Regions from separate parts of the Homo sapiens genome. Here region 2 is linked to region 1. A link is an interaction called in ENCODE POLR2A ChIA-PET data of the cell type or tissue named here. Cell type or tissue: A673. All regions are shown on one strand.

Region 1 (2,500 bases):
GTGGGTGGACTACATGGGTATTTATCATGAAGGAAACGGAGTAGGGTTTAAGCAGGTTCACAGGTAAGGAAAGGATTTTCAGGTAGGAGAAGCAACATGAATAAAGGTCAGGAAAATGATAAATGTAGTTTATGGGTTTTTAGGAAACTTCTGAGGTGAGAGGGTGTTTTTTTTGAAGGGTCTTAAGAACTAGGCAAATAGGTGAGACAGGCACTGGGGGCCTGTATAAATGCAGTATTTTGGAGGATTTTTTTTGGTGTTGGTTTTTTGGGTGGTGATGAAATAAGGGAGGTTTATTAGGAGCTTCTCAGTAATCTCTTTTAGAATAGTTTCTAGACTGGGATGCGAGTAGGTGAATTGAGGAGTTGCCATAGAAGGGAGCAGTCAGAAAGGCAGGAGAATTTTCAGGTGTAAACTCACAGAGGCCCAAAGAGTAGATCTTTTCTGAAAAGGTGAGAGTCGATTAATAGCAGATTTCAGAGATTAAGAGAGGGACACAGCTATTAATTTGCTTAAAAGATTGTTATTAATGTGACAATATTGCTTTCTTTTTGGGGGGTTTCTTTCTTTTTTTCTTTTTTCTTTTTTTTTTTGTATCAATATATGGATGTTGCTCCTTACTCTGCAGGTTGAGACTAAGCCCGAAAGTACTTAAATAATGATTTTTTTATTTGATTATTTGTTATGGCACTTGTCTCAAGATACACAGCTGTCCCTACAGTGTGATTATAATTTGTATTATTTTACTACCAGGATAATTGATAAGAATAAAGAAAAAATGTGGGGTTTTTTTGTGATTACTTCAGGGACTTGGGAATTATTAGTGTGTAAGAAATACGTATAAGAGAGAAATTAATTCACATTGGCTTCAAATTTGAATTTATTTTATTGATAAAAAGCAACTGAAGCAGTCAAGTAAGGTACATATAATATGGGGATAGCCTTTAAAGATCCTCTTAATGGTTTTTAGACATTTTGTAGCGGGGGAATGTACTGAACAGGAAAATATGAATAGTGTTTTACAAATCTGTTTGCTTTTGTAGTGAAGGTGAATTTTGATATGAAAGTATAACAGTCATACTAGCTAGTCTGTTAAGGGTTGTTACCTTTTTATAGGTTTAGTGCTTCCCAAACCTCTGTGGCAAGGCAGGAGACTACCAGTTTTTATGGGAGACCTGTGGTAGTAATGGGAGAAGGGGATTAATAAAAGCAATGTAGTTTTATGTGGAGGCTCTGTGTTGCTTACATTTTCTTTCCTGCGTTCTTAGAAAGGAGAAATAGTAGTGCTTCGTTTTGTTTTAGGAAAGGTGATGAGCTAGATAATTTAACCATACTATATATAGTCCATGTCTGTTTTCAGAGTAGTGTGTCAGTAAGCTCATAGCTGTCTTGTGTCCTGTTTGTCAGTTTTGCTTTACTCTTCAGTGATTGGGAGGACTTTATTCCCAGAAATATAATATAGCAAAATCATATTCTTTTTACTGCTTTTAAACATCAATTTTGATGTTGTCTACGTATTCCAGTGTGTGTTTTTATTTTACTTGATTTAGTATCATAAAGTGTTGTCTTACTGCAATCTTAATATTTCTCCATCTATTATATATAGTCACTTGTCTTTTTTAGTTAAGATCTGAGGCTGGGTTAGTATATTTTGAGGCCTAGTGCTTCACTAGCTACTTTAGCAAATGAAGTTAGTGGGAATTTACCCACTGAAGTCTTAGATACCATTCTCCCAGTTTCCCATTATTTTATTGCTTTTGTTCTTTTCCTGTCGTGACTCATGGCTGCTAATCAAATTCAGAAAATGCTGTGCTGGAAAGTAAGAGGAATGGGTTGTAAATATTTTTTGTCATCTCCATTGGTGTTCTTTTCCACTTGAAATTTGATGCCCTTATTTATTTTCCTGACTATAGTACTTTGGATCACAATTTTAGCAATTATCTGAATACTATAATAATATTTAAATTTTAATTTTCTGAGCTACAGTATAGATCTGTGGGGTAAATGGGACTAAAAATTAAGAATATATTTTAATCCCAGTTGAGCATAAACTCATTTTGTGCAAGTTTGTGAAAAATGATGAAGAAATCCTACTTCTCAGGGAAGTTGGGAACAATGACCAGATACATTTTCAGCCAGTATAGTAGATTACAAATGCTAAATGGTATATGTATGGGACTGGGCAAATGTTGCATGTACTTTGTATTTTTCACACTGTTATAAAATTATATTAATATGATACTGTACCCTAAGGCTAGGTCTATGCTAGACCAACAATTCATTCCTGGGCCCCTGAAGATACTTGTTTGGCCCTGCTGTCTATTTAGCCAAGGTGAGTCCCTCATTAACAAGTACGAAATTGCTCACATCTTCCCAGCCTAAGTGAGTTTTTCATTATTAGAAGCTAGAAAAAGATACTGACAGATTTTGTTGTCAGTTGGATTATTGGGTGATTTGTATTAAATAGTGTGCTTTTGTTTAGAACAAAGTTGGCATAAAG
Region 2 (2,500 bases), 1.2 Mb after region 1:
TGTCACTTCTTCTCACAAAATAACAAGTTCTATTCATAGAGGTTTCTTTGTTTTGTTTTGTTTTGTTTTTTGGAGATGGGGTTTTGCTCTTGTTGCCCGGGCTGGAGTGCAATTGCGCAATCTCAGCTCACTGCAACCTCCGCCTCTTGGGTTCAGATGATTCTCCTGTCTCAGCCTCCTAAGTATCTGGGATTACAGGCATGTGCCACCACATCTGCCTAATTTTTTGTATTTAGCAGAGACAGGGTTTCACCATGTTGGCCAGGCTGGTCTCAAACTCCTGACCTCAGGTGATCCACCCACCTCGGCCTCCCAAATTACTGGGATTACAGGCTTGAGCCACTGTGCCTGGCCCTCATAGAGGTTTTGTTGTAGATAAACAACTACACAGGATGTGCACGTGTGTGTGTGCGTGTATGTATATATATATGTACAGTATATATACAGTGTATATGGTTAGCAAATCAGGAGGTTTCAGGGATCACATCCTTTCAAGTCTGCACAATGCCCAGCGCAGAGCCATGCACACGTGCCACTTCACTGATGGTGATGGCGGTGACAGGGATGCGGTTGAGCACGCAGCCGAGGACAGAGCAGTGCCGGAAAAGCCTCCCCTTCCCCTGGCCCCTGTGCCACTCCTGAGAGCACCCCCTGCTGCTCCTGGATCTCTCATGATTTTCTCCTCTGCCCCGCTAGGGTGTTGTGCCCAACATACCTTTTCTAAAAGCTCCTGGTTTCTCTTAATGAAAAGTTGTTTATCTTCTACCCAGTGTGAATCCTGTTTGACAAAGAATATCGCGCAGTCAGCATTTCAGAGTGGCACGAAAGAGCCTGTGTTGTCAAACCACTTTGCCAGAGCTGCCTTCTCCCCACCCTGTTTGTTTGCCTGCCAAAGACTGGTAAGTAGCACCCACCCCTGCCAGCTCCTTCAAAGAAATTGGGGCCAAAGTTGCCGGGAAAATTTAACCCCCTTTTCATCATCACTCCCTATTTCTACCTTTTCCAGTTTGAATAATCCAGGACCAGCCTTCTGGGGACTCAGAAGTGACCACACAGGCAAAAAGTGAAAAGGGTCAGAATGCACACAGGCTAGATACATATGGATGGAAAACATTAAAATGCAGAACCATAAATGTAGCATAGAGGCAAAGAACGCAGCTGGAGGGGTGGGTCTTGGTCTTAGCAGCTTATGACAACTCTAGGCTATTTGTACAGGGTTCCTCTTCCTCTGGCATTCTCTCTCTTGCCCAAGCTCATTCACTGTTGTGGCTGGGTTCATACTCTGGCCAGAAAAACACCAGAGACAGAAGTACAGAGTTGAACATTCTAACGCAGTTCGAGAAAGATCACTGTGGAGAGCCAAGCTGTGTCCTGGGTGCGGCCCATGCACAGGTGAGCTACAGGAAGGTCAGATTGAATTGTCTGCATCTGCAGAAGAGCTAGCAACCAAATGCCTACCTGCCCTTTCTGAGCCAGAGTCGCTTCCAGGTCTTCAATTTTGGCTTTATACCTTAGCACCTCTGCTTGGAGCTGTTCTTGAGCCTGGTGAAACCAAAATTCCAGAACTCAGCAAGTAAAATGGTTATTCAATACCTTTCTTGACTAGAACTCAACAAGTAAGAGAGAGAGAGAGGAAAAAAAGAAGAATTTTCTATGACAAAAGAATCTTTCTGATCTAAATTCTTGTTTAAAACTCCCTGTAGCATTCTTTATTTTCAGGTTAGTATTCAAACTCGTTAGCTTGGCATTCGAGAACTCCCATTATATTTCCAATCTTTTCCTACTACTCATCAGCCTAGAGCCAAACCCTCACCTGCTGGCATAATTCTTGTTTCCTAAATATGCCTTGTAACTCTCCACTCTTCTCTTTATTTGAATGATTTCTCTTTCATGAAAGCCTTGTTCCATTTTGCCTCCCCAAATTCTTTTGATTTTTTTTTTTTTTTTTTTTGAGACAGAGTCTCACTCTGTTGCCCAGGCTGGAATGCAGTGGCACAATCTCAGCTTACTGCAACCTCCGCCTCCTGGGTTCAAGCAATTCTCCCGCTTCAGCCTCCCAAATAGCTTGGATTACAGGCACCGGCCACCACGCCCAGCTAATTTTTGTATTTTTAGTAGAGATGGGGTTTCACCGTGTTGGCCTGGCTGGTCTCGAACTCCTGACCTCAGATGATCCACCCGTCTCCGCCTCCCAAAGTGCACCCGGCCTTTCCATTCTTTCAGAGCAAACTTTGTGCCTAAATTTAAGTCCCTAAATCAATTTCTCTCTGTCTTTCTCTTTATATATCATATTTTGTGTGTCTGTGTGTGTAAGTAGTTTTGAATACTAATCTTGTATGGAGCAACTTTGTTGTCCTATGTGATTTAGCTTAGTAATTTGTTTCCTGCCTGTAAACCCATTTTTTTGTTGTTGTTTTACAATCTGGATAGGTTTTTTAGTACAAAGTTGAATAAAAACAGCGATGAAAGATATCCTTATTCATTGTGAGGAGAATAATTC

Evidence for each region. ChIA-PET counts read pairs that join two places held together with the same protein. Peaks named below come from ENCODE experiments on the same cell type or tissue, not always from the same donor. Only the 100,000 strongest peaks of a DNase experiment are listed, where the experiment ranks them.
Region 2: POLR2A ChIA-PET joins it to region 1 with 9 read pairs; 1 of 35 experiments calls an interaction of 5 or more read pairs at or near these places.

What each region holds. Positions count from the first base shown.
Region 1 is chr5:146,459,765-146,462,264 of GRCh38, forward strand. The region is part of intron 4 of TCERG1 (transcription elongation regulator 1); the gene reads left to right. Among named protein-coding and RNA genes, the nearest start is that of TCERG1, 14 kb to the left of the region's middle. In A673, no CTCF peak of the experiment used is centred here; no DNase peak of the experiment used is centred here; H3K27ac peaks cover 873 bases.
Region 2 is chr5:147,635,507-147,638,006 of GRCh38, forward strand. JAKMIP2 (janus kinase and microtubule interacting protein 2) reads right to left here. Exons shown (of 22, transcript NM_001270941.2): 11 at 1,459-1,542; 12 at 716-778. All of the region lies in intron 3 of JAKMIP2-AS1 (JAKMIP2 antisense RNA 1), which reads left to right. Among named protein-coding and RNA genes, the nearest start is that of JAKMIP2-AS1, 77 kb to the left of the region's middle. In A673, no CTCF peak of the experiment used is centred here; no DNase peak of the experiment used is centred here; H3K27ac peaks cover 510 bases.